Regions from separate parts of the Homo sapiens genome. Here region 2 is linked to region 1. A link is a contact called in ENCODE Hi-C data. All regions are on one chromosome and are shown on one strand. Each heading gives the region's core, a stretch centred on a gene start or an enhancer-like site at or near the end of the contact. The rest is flanking DNA. Distances are from core to core; before and after follow the strand shown.

Region 1 (5,640 bases), core at 1,468-3,967:
CCTGAATCTGGCAGGATGGAGTGACTAGAGATCCTCTGTAACAGGTCAACCCTATTTGCACTAGAGAAAATACTACTAGAAGTCTCTCTCGCCCCCGGGGATAGACAAGGGAGTTAATTGAAACAATGCTTCCTACCCTCCCAGCAACAGCATTTCTGGGCATAAATTGGATGCTCATCAAACAGGAGCTTCCTCTGCTGCAAATACTGCTAAGAAAATTAGTTCCAGGCCAACCTTTGAATAAGGTAACAAATATATAACTCAAGTGCTAATTAGCAATGATTTATTTTCCACCATGACATAATCAAACTTCTACAGACAAAATCTTCATTTCATTCGATAAAACTTTGCAGCCTATGTCAACACTGTTTCATTTTTTTCAAAAATATGAACTAGGCCAGGTGCGGTGGCTCACACCTGTAATCCCAGCACTTTGGGAGGCCGAGGCGGGCAGATCACGAGCTCAGGAGTTCAAGACCAGCCTGACCAACATGGTGAAACCCTGTCTCTACTAAAAATACAAAAAATAGCCAGAAGTGGTCGCTACTTGGGAGGCTGAGGCAGGTGAATCACCTGAACCCAGGAAGCAGAGATTGCAGTGAGCCGAGATCACGCCACTGCACTCCAGCCTGGGTGACAAGAGCGAGACTCCGTCTAAAAAAAAATTAACTGTGTGACCTTGAGCAAGTTACTTTAAAACCCCACTTTCCTCATCTCTACAATAGGCATAATGCCACCTACCTCACTGGGCCCCGAGAAAATTAGAAGAAATTATGTGTATAAAGCATGTAGGGGCAGGTATATGGCAGGAATTCAATGTCAGTCCCTGGTTGTCTTCTGTCTCCTACCTACACCTCTGACTTTGTTTACCCATGTAAACAAAGTCACAAGCTATATAAGTGCTTTTAACCAAAAAGCCTTTACAAAACCATGCATAATACGTTAATATTTCTAAAATTAATGTGATATGAGTCGTCTTGTATTATTTTTCCTAAATCTTAGTCTTGTGTTCCAAGTACTACCCCAAGTAGAGTTTTAATTCAGCTAAACTACATTCAGCTAACTCAGCTAGACTAAGAAGGATTAAGAATGAGCACGACTTCATAAAAAGAGCATTCTTCTTTGGCTAAAAACTGCAAATCCGTACATGTAATGTCTAAAGAGTCTGCTTTCAGTAATTCCATTTCTACACTGAGTCAATCTCAACACACCTCAACAAAGTCTTATTACTTAAAAAAAAATAGAATACTGACAAATAATGGATGCAATAGAGAATAATTTTTCCCCTCAAACACTCAGAAGCACCACCTTCAGATGAAATAAAGATACTGCCATAATAACAAAAGAATGCAAACGTCTAGGTACCAAGGACTTCCTTTTTGGGGGGTCGTTCCTGTCAGATCTTCCTCTAAGGGGTCATTTCCAGAATCCACAAAGTCCTAACATAAGACCCCAGCAATTTTTCAAATTAATTCCCCAAACAACAAAGCTAAGCAAGTAAATGGAACCACAAACCGACCCAAGACTAAGTTCTTGTTTCCCTTCAAGATACTCAAAAGTAGGAGAGTGGCCCAGAAGTACAGAGTCAGTCCAAACTCCCAACACACCCAATGCAAAAACCAAAAAGGTATTGAAACTAAAAAGGTCTGCTACCTGGCGATTCATTCACTAAAAATATGCTTAGAATCTAAGCATATGCTCCAAATCTACGTCCCAAGAGTTGGAGGCTGCCACGAACATTTGGTGCCCTTATAACCTCCCCTTCTTTCTCTCTCGTTTTTTTTTTTTTTTTTTTTTTTTTTGTAAAAGGGTAAGCACAGAGCGTGGCCTCTACTGGAGCATCAAAACCACAGCAAAGGGTTTGCAAGTTCAGTCTAAAACGTGAATTTCGAGATATTCAAAATCGAGGGCCCTAGAGTGACACACATAGAAAGCGTCAAAAAAACTTCGTGCAGCAAGGAAAAAAAGTTGTAAGGGTGACTGACTCTTCTAGGGAGAAGGGCTAAGGAGGCAGTGAGGAGGATGGGATGGGGTGAATCTGGGTCTATCGCGGCGGGGCAGCGAGGGCGGCACGAAGGCTGACCCAGAGCTGGGGACCGGGCAGGGACCACACCTCCCAGCCAGCACGGCAGGCAGAGACCGGGCCGCGAGGCGAATCCGGGCGCGGGGGGCGGGGAGGGTACTCGCCCGAGGTCCACGGCTCGCAGACTGATCCGCCGGCGGCCGGAAGCTGCCCCAGCCGGCCCGACCTGCCCGCCCCGGCCTCGGCGGCCCCACTCACCGATCAGCCGGCGCACCTCGTCCTCGCTCAGGTAGAGACTCACGCTGGGCCCCGCGGAAGCCGACTGCAGCTCCGGGGGCCGCGGGGCGGGGGCGGCGGCAGCGCCAGGCGCGGGCAGCAGCGGCAACAGCGCAAGCAGAAGCAGCAGCGGCGGCGGCGGCGGGGCCCTCAGGCCGCGGGCCCCCGGGAGGCAACTCCGGCCCGGCCGCCCCAGCCGCGCCGCCCCACGCATGGCCGCCGCCGCCGCCGCCGAAGAGGAGCGTCGGCCGCCCGCCGCACCGCCGCCCACCCCCGGCCCCGAGCCGCTCACAGCCCCGAGCCGGGGGCGGCTGCCCAGCTCATCGCACCGCCGGCCCGTGGCAGCCAGCAGTGGCTTCAGACCTCCGGAGCGCGCCGCCGCCGCCGCCTCCTCGCTGCATCGTCCGGAGTTGGGGGCTGCCCGCGGGACGCGCCCGTGCGCGCCGCCGCCTCCCCGGGAGCGCGCACGCACCTTTCGCTCTGGGCGGGCCGGCCTGGGCAACGCGCTGGGGTTTTAAAGTGCCTCGGCGGGCGAAGGGCTCGGGTCACCCTCTCCGCAAGAGCCGGTCCCCGCCCCACGCGGTCACTGCGTCTAATGTTTGCTTGTCTATTGTCTGTAACCCTCCTTTCCCGACGGACGGGCCAGGCTGGAGCCACCGGCCGCGCCTGCAGCTCAGTGGGCGCCCCAGGTCCCCGGAAACGCCTGGATGCGGCCGTTCTGGTTGCGAAAAAGCAGCATGCTTTCCTGTTTAGTGGGAAAACTCAAATAAATAGAAATCATCCTTTATCTTACCATCGGTGATCAACTTTATCGTTTCCGTATCTATTATTAGAATTTATACTACATATATTTGTTTTCCAGAAAGATCTTAGCACGCTTTACTAACCCTATTTTTACGTTACAAAATTTTATTTATTTTTATATTTTTATTTATTTATTTTGAGACGAAGTCTTGCTCCGTCACCCAAGCTGGAGTGCACTGGCACGATCTCGGCTCACTGCAACCTCTGCCTCCTAGGTTCAAGCCATTCTCCTGCCTCAGCCTCCCGAGTAGCTGGGATTACAGGCGCCCGCAACCATGCCCGACTAATTTTTTTGTATTTTTAGTAGAGACGGGGTTTCACCATGTTGGCCGGGTTGGTCTCGAACTCCTGACCTCACGTGATCAACTGACCTCGGCCTCCCAAAGTGCTGGGATTACAGGTGTAAGCCACCGCGCCCTGCCAAATTGTTATTTTTTTTATAATCGTTCTGCATCACTATAATCAACCTGCCTTTGGGGTTGTTAATCTGTGGTCCATACCAGGCTTCGACAGCCTTCCAATAATATGAAACTGTGTGCAAAAGTGTATGTGTCTCCGTGCGTATTTGTGTCCACGTCCATGTTTCTGTGTGTTGTGTGTATGCTTGATTGCACACAGAGAGGTGGTATGTCATCATTTGTTCTAGGGAGTCCTTGTGCCCTCAAAGAGGTTAAGAACTGCAGATAGACCTCGTGTACTTAAAGGCGGTGGAGCCAGCCAGTGCATGGACTTCCGGGCCTCCTGATGTATTTTTGTGAGCCGCCCACCATCGCGGTCAAACTTGCACCAGTGCCCCCTCTCTTGGTGAGGCTCCAAGGGCCCCTGCCCTGTCCTGGGACACCTCGTCCCTGCGGACAGGCCCCCGTCCTGACCCCAAGGCTCTCGCGGGGCCGTGCCTCGGGGAGCAGCTGCTCTGACAGCTAGGCCTGGCTTCGGGGCACAGTTGCTCCATCGCAGTGAGGCCCTGGGAAGCGGTTATTTTTATCCTCAGGGAAGGGTAGGGAAAAGGAGAGGCTGATAAGGAGGGAAGTGCTGGAACTTGATTTTCTCCCTCCCTAGCAAGATACACGGATTCCATTTAGAGATAGGCTGGCCTCAATTTGTCAAGCTTCAGCGCCTCAGCACAAAATCTTACACCCTTCATCCTGCCGGAGGAGGCTGAGAAGAGGAAGAGGGGAGGAAAAGTGCTCCATCAGAGAAGGCTTTTAAGCCACAAAAGTCAGCAAAAATACTTCTGTTGGGACAGCCACTGCTACCAGGGTTCTGCCAGGAAGGGCTGGAGGCTCAAAACATGTTGTGTGAACAGGAATCTCAATTCAGATGGGAAGCATTTTTTTAAAGGATGGCATATTCTTTGCACTTTTAAAAAAGCTCACAGTCCTCAAAGAATGAAACTCCTAGCTTCTCGAGGTTCTTTAATTACTAGGTCTTGTCAGTGACTTCTTCAGGCGGCCTATGATGTAAACAGCAGAGAGCTCCCACTCAGGCCTGGCTGGGTTCTGGTACTTGTTAATCCTGTGGTCTTGGGAAAATTAAACTCTCCAAGCCTTGGTTCTCTCATTCATAAAAATCCCGGGATAATGCCCGACTCCCAGGGCTTTTACAGGATTTAATTGGAGAGGGATACAAGTAAAACATCTAGGCAGACGCTGGGTAGGTGTCACACCTGTTGTTATTGTAATTACAAGGAATCCTTTCCCTTTAATGACCACTTCCTGTGAAAGTTTCATCACCAGTTACCTCCAAACAGTTCAAACCTGGGACCCTCATGAACCTCATTCAATAGCACTGAGCCTGGCCCAGAGCCTGAGCTCGATGAAGACTCGTGCCAGGCATCACGCTAGGCACTGGGGACACAGGAGCGAGCAATGTGCTTCCTTGAGAACTTTGATAAACAAATGTTTTCATAAATTCTACAAAGACAAGTTCTCAAAGTGTGGCCCCCAGACCAGCAGTATCATCACCTGGGAACTTGTAATGTAAATTCCTTGGACACTGCCCATACTAACAGGTAGCAGCTCCAGGGCTGGGGCCCAACAATCTGTTTTCCCAAGCCTCCTGGTAATTCTGATGCTGCTGGTCACTCCATTAATATCTCAGCTCTCCTGTCTCTCTTTTGGTCAGCTGCAGTTGCCTGCTTTCTCCCTTACTCGCTCAGTCTGTTCCCAACACAGCAGACAGAGGCATTCTGTTAAACGTCAGCCTGATCATGTACTCTCTGGCTTTCAGACCACCAGTGGTTCCCCAACTCACCTAGAATAAAAGGCAAAGTCTTTCCAAGATGTCAAGGTAGTTCTCACTCTCCACCTTTCTCCCTTCCCTCTGACCTTATCTTCTGCTCACCGCCTACTCCCTTAGTTCCTGCCACACCACAAAGGCTTCCTTTCTGTTCTTCCAACAAACCAGACACAATCCTACCTCAGGGCCTTTGCACTGCTGTTCCCTGTCTCTGGAATGCTTCTGTCTGACACCCACATGGCTTCATCTCTTACCTCCTTCAAATCTATGCTCAGATGTTAACTTCTGAATAAGATTGC
Region 2 (5,640 bases), core at 2,322-4,821, 3.9 Mb after region 1:
CGGGGTTTCACCATATTGGTCAGGCTTGTCTCAAATGCCTGACCTCAGGTAATCCACCCACCTCGGCCTCCCAAAGTGCTGGGATTACCGGCGTGAGCCACTGCGCCCAGCCTCACAGTCTCACTTTTATTCCTGTCTGCTGAGGGAAAGAACCATGTCTTTGTTCCACTTCAAAACTCTAGTTCAGTGCATTCACAAGAAAACCTGTAGTTAGTGTCTGTTGAACTGCATTGTATCTCCTCTATACTGTTGTTAGTCCATTTTCTTTTTTATTTAAAGTATTTCATCTGTTTTCCTTTTTTTTTTTTTTTTTTTTTTTGAGACCGAGTTTCGCACTTGTTGCCCAGGCTGGAGTGCAATGGCGCGATCTTGGCTCACCACAACCTCCGCCTCCCGGGTTCAGGCGATTCTCCTGCCTCAGCCTCCCGAGTAGCTGGGATTACAGGCATCCGCCACCATGCCCAGCTAATTTTTTTGTATTTTTAGTAGAGACGGGATTTCTCCATGTTGGTCAGGCTGGTCTCGAACTCCCGGCCTCAGGTGATCCACCCACCTCGGCCTCCCAAAGTGCTGGGATTACAGGTGTGAGCCACCGTGCCCAGCCCGTTTTCAAGTCTTTTTAAAGATTCTTCTAAATTTCTTTTGGGACCATTCAGGTTTTGGATTATACCTATCTCCCCACACTTTAAACTTTCCTATTTTTGTATAGATACATTTCTCTCTGGCTTTGTTTCTCATCTTAGGCAGTTCCACAAAGATATTTATAAAGATTTTTCAGATTTTTTTCTGGCTACTTCTTGTTTTGCATTTCATTTTTTTTCTTCATTAAACTCACACTTTGTTGTCTTTTTTTTTTTTTTTACAGAAATTAATACTGCTCTAAGAGCCATGGAACGACAGGGAGAAGTTTCATTTCTGTTTGCAGAGTAGTCAGCATGGATATTTTCCTCTCCTCACCACAGTGCCAAATTTAACTGTTTTTGTTTTTTTCTGCAACCTCCACTTCCCGGGTTCAAGCAATTCTCCTGTCTCGGCCTCCCGAGTAGCTGGAACTACAAGTGCATGCCACTATGCAAGGCTAATTTTTGTATTTTTAGTAGAGATGGGGTTTCGCCATATTGGGCAGGCTGGTCTTGAACTCCTGAACTCAGGTGATCCATCAGCCTCAGCCTCCCAAAGTGTTGTGATTACAGGTGTGAGCCACCGCGCCCATGCTTAACTGTTTTGTTATCGTCACATGCAGGCTGAATCAAAAATTCCTTTTATCTTCCAATTTCTACTCATTACTTAAGAGTGTACCTAAAGTTATTTATCAGCAAAATTTGAACTGGGAGCAAGATTCCTGATCTCCAAGCTTAGGAGTTGGCTATTCAATGCTTTCTTCCTGTAAAATGTCTATGTCAGTCTTCTGGATATAAAACAGGAAAGCCTGGGTAACAGACAGAGGTGTGAGATGTCTTGAGTCACATTTCTAGCTCCTCCCCGCTCGGATTTCAGCCACAGCAGCAGTGACAGTTCTGTGCAAGCTCAGATTTATGCTGCCTATATCCCACCCTAAGATGAAACCTGCAGACTCTGCTTTTTTGTATCAGGTTAAAGAAGCCCGTTCTGTTCTGGGCACAAATATAATCCAGGAGGGCAGGGAGTTAATAGCCCTAGGGAAATCCTCAACCAATACATATGGTATTGGTGGATGAATGCTGTAGCTTCAAGATGGACAATCCAGAGAGGTATTCTGTATGTTTTCAGAGGTGATTGAGGAATAAACAGTGGCATCAATAATGGACAATTATCTTGAATATTTATTCTTTCTTTTTTCACTCTCCCTGACCTATCAATTTTGTTCCCTGAAAGCACTTACTAAATAAACAAAATGCACCCAAATCTTCGTCCCAGGCTCAAACTAAGCCAAAAATTCGTACAACAAACATTTACTAAGTGACTGTGCTAGGCACTGAGATAGACAACCTAGAAGATAAAACTCCCAGTGCCTGTCTTGAAGTGTATAGTGAGACAAACACGGAAACAATTAACAACAACAAAACCACCCTACAATTAAAGTGAAGTATGAAGGCATGGGGGAAAGGGTATCTAACCCATGCCTGGGGGAGACAATTCCTGGAGGATGTATTGCTTGAGCTAATGGATGGAGTGTGGATCAAATACAGTTATAATGACTCTATATACTATGTATTAGGGTTATGTTCTGCCCCATTGCAGTATGCAGTACATGATGTGATTTTAGGTGGTCCATGGATGGACATTTAAACTTTTTGTAGTTAATGTGTACTAGAATAAAAATAAGGAGCACAACAAACTTGATTTCACAGAGTATTATGGTTTAGGATAAAGCCAAAAATTTTTAATGAGTTGAAATTGGCTTTAAATAAAAATATTGAATGAATAATAATACCTAGGTGCAGATTGGCAAAGATTGTGTAGGTGGTGTACAGATTACCCAAGTTTCAGAAATAGTATTATAGCAGAAGGACTACCTAAAATAAAATTCCTGCCTTCCAGGAATTCAACAGTTTGTTAAGGAACACAGACCCATAAGCAGGGGTGGTAAATGCTACACTAAATTTGGAAACCAAGTACAGGAGGAAGACAGGAAAACAGTGAGGAGCAGAGTGCGGGAGAGGCTACCAGCTACAAGACCAGTTGGAAGGCTATTGCTGTAGTCCAGGGGAGAGGTTACAAGAGCCTGAATTAGGGTGTGGCTATAGAAATGGAAGGAATACAAGTAATGTTAACAGGCCAATTGCAACCATACTGTGAAAACCTTACTGGTTGCAAGCAGTACGAAGGTGAAACTTATCCAACCAAGTCAAGGGCAGTGTTGCACACACACACACACACACACACAAAGTAGTAGGACAGCTGAATTAATCAAGTATAATTGAAAGCATACTTTTATTTAGCTTCGGTTATGAGAGTGTTTTAGTGCGAAATATTTAGATATTTGCCCCCATTTTCCCCACTTAACTCAGAAGCTGGAGAAATGTTAACACATATTGTATAACGCTTTCTATGTTCTAGGTTTTTTCTGAGAGCTTCACGTTTGTTGACTCCTCTATCCTCATTAACCTTTATTTTATAGATGAGGAAACTCAAACAGAAGGTTAGATAACTTGCCCAGGGTAAAGCAGCTGATAAATCAAGTAGCTAGGAAGAAACCCAAGCATTCTGGCTATTCTTAACACTACACCAGAATAAACGGGGCCGGCACACAACGCTAAGGCAAGTCACGTATCTGTATCGGATCGTGAAACAATCACTCTTACGGTTGGCAAAGGTTCTGGGATCGCAATTTCCCCACCTATAAAATGGAGATAACGACGCCGGGAGTTTGGTGCAGAGAGAGAGAATGAATATGAAAGTGAACTTCAAACTATGTATGTGGCTCCACGTACTACTTTTTCCAAATATGAATACTGGAATCCATAAACTGCAATTTATCAGTCCGTAAAACTCGTAGCGTCAGGGCGAGACTCCGCCTCTGGGGCCCCGCCCACCGCGAGCGGCAGGTGGGGCCGGCAGATCTTCTTTGCGCATGCGGAAACCGCTGCCCGCTTCCACCTCTAACCCAGGCTCAGAGTAGCTGCTGTTTCTGAGAGAACGATTCGTAGGACAGCCCCTGACGCCATTCCCTTTTGCCCTTCTTTCTGCGGGCCTTTCCGGTACTTGAGCGGTGTCCAGAGCGTGGCCAGTTCTCGTCTATCTGGCTGCCTTTAGGGAGCGGTGCCTAGCGTTGGCCAATAGTTGGCTGTCGAAAGTGCCGGCCCCCGCGCCGGCGCCTGCAGCAGCCGGGTGGGAAGGCTCAAGATGGCGTGCTTGTTGGAGACCCCAATCCGCATGAGCGTCCTTTCGGTGAGTGACCCGCCGCGGCCGCCCGCCCGCCCTCCAGGAAGCCTCATCCCGGTCTCCACCATTCCCCCAAGCGTGGTGTGCCTCCTGGGCACCACCCCCTGGGGTGGACCCCGGCTCAGTCTCGGGCCAGGGAGTGAGCGAGGGTGGAGAGGCGGGATAGACGGGCAGAGGGGACCGCGGCCGAGCCAAAGACGTTTCCAACTCCGGGAGCTCCCGCCGGTGCGGGTTCCCAGGATGGCGTCTGGCAGGCGGGGTGGCTGGGCTTATAGACAACTGGCTGGGCGGCGCGGCTTGGACTTTGCCAAGCGTTTCACTGAGCCTTCCTTTTAGCGATGCCGCTTCCCGGGGGCCGAACGCTCTGCCTTGTGAAGCGCCGGGCTTGCAGCCGGCCTGAGAACGAGCGCCCACTCAGCTCTCCCGGGCTTTGGCAAGAAGAGGTGCAGGCTCCTTGGCCCCCATTTCCTCAGAGCTGCCAGGCCAAGTCTGTGCGGCTTCTATCGCGTCCCAGCACCTGGGCACCGGCTGAAGCAGTTTGCTTTTTGGCAATGGTGATTCGTATCAGCTGCAACTCTTCCTAGTGTGTGTGGTTTTTTAAGCCCCTTTCCTCCGCTCTGCTCAGAGGTCGCGGCTCTGAGTCAGAGGAACTCTATGTTCCCTGTGCCTGGTATTCCGTTTTTCTTTAAGGGGAGTCAAACATTGAAGGGGGGAAAAGGGGGTGAGATTTATTTCCCCATTGTTGAAAGAAGGGAACGTATTGACATGCCAGGAAGTAAAACCTGTTTTTTTTTTTTTTAAAAAAAGTTTTTTTAAAGAAAAAGACGACTTTCACCTTTCACTATGTTGCTCTTGAACCAGGACCAGGAATGAAAGTTACTGGGAGATAACTTCGAAGGATTTTGCAACAAATTCGAGCTGTCCGACTCTGAGAATGGTCAGTTTACCAATGGTTCATTTGCTATTGTTGGAAACAAGCAGGCAAATACTGATTGACCATCTTTTAGACTTGTGGAAGCCAGTCTGATACTGAGAGGGTAGTTGGATTATAAATGACTTGTCGGGTTCCTAGAGTCTTGTAACTACAACCGGTTTCTTTTCTCTTCTCTGACTTGTCCCACAAACAAACTCACCTATCTGAAAACACCTAGGACATTTGCTTATGATTCAGGGTTAGAGCAGTGTGGCAGACCTCAACCTTGAAAAGGCTTAAGTTGTCAATACAATAATAATTTTGTGAGGCTGTCAACAGATTTTTCCCCTGATCCATTTTAGCAGTCATTTTTTCTTATTTTTAAACTGCAACTAAGGAAATACTGTTTACCTAAGTATTAGATCAGATTAGCCTGTTACTCCATCACTGACTGTAATACCCAGGAATATTCTGTGGGAGTGCAGGCCAATGACTTTTACCTCATTATGTTAAAAAAAAATAGTATGTGTCTTGGCTGTTCTCAGTTCTCCTTTAATTATTCATTTAGATTTCATTTATCCTTCAGTTCACCTGAAGTTTACTTTTTGGATGTTGTCAACTTGTATAATGCATATGATTGAAAGTTTTCATTTGTTTCACTTCCTTGGTAAATAATATTTTCTGCTTATTTTATTCAAAAACTTCTTGAAGAGTATTTTCTATTAATACTTCTATTTAGGATTTGCCTTTAGCCCTAGTCTCATTAGGGGCTTTTTTTTTTCTTTAATTAAAAAAAAAGGATTTCCGTAGTCCCAAAGTCTGGTCTATCAGATCTTCACTCCTAGAGCCTTGGGGAAGTAGGA

The links. Hi-C counts contacts between places; a loop is a spot of excess contacts on that map. Pooled maps may share reads with other maps.
Region 2: a map of naive thymus-derived CD4-positive, alpha-beta T cell shows a loop between it and region 1 (21-fold over the local background). The contact joins the promoter of ARMC8 here to the promoter of RYK in region 1. A Hi-C loop is called at or near these places in 3 of 168 maps with a recorded cell type or tissue (CD4-positive, alpha-beta T cell, CD8-positive, alpha-beta T cell and naive thymus-derived CD4-positive, alpha-beta T cell) and 6 of 50 pooled maps.

What each region holds. Positions count from the first base shown.
Region 1 is chr3:134,248,142-134,253,781 of GRCh38, forward strand. RYK (receptor like tyrosine kinase) reads right to left here and starts at 2,718. Exons shown (of 15, transcript NM_002958.4): 1 at 2,282-2,718. The coding sequence starts at 2,513. RefSeq lists an enhancer at 1,959-2,737 and a silencer at 2,073-2,892.
Region 2 is chr3:138,183,730-138,189,369 of GRCh38, forward strand. It overlaps ARMC8 (armadillo repeat containing 8), which reads left to right and starts at 3,572. Exons shown (of 22, transcript NM_001363941.2): 1 at 3,572-3,870. The coding sequence starts at 3,826.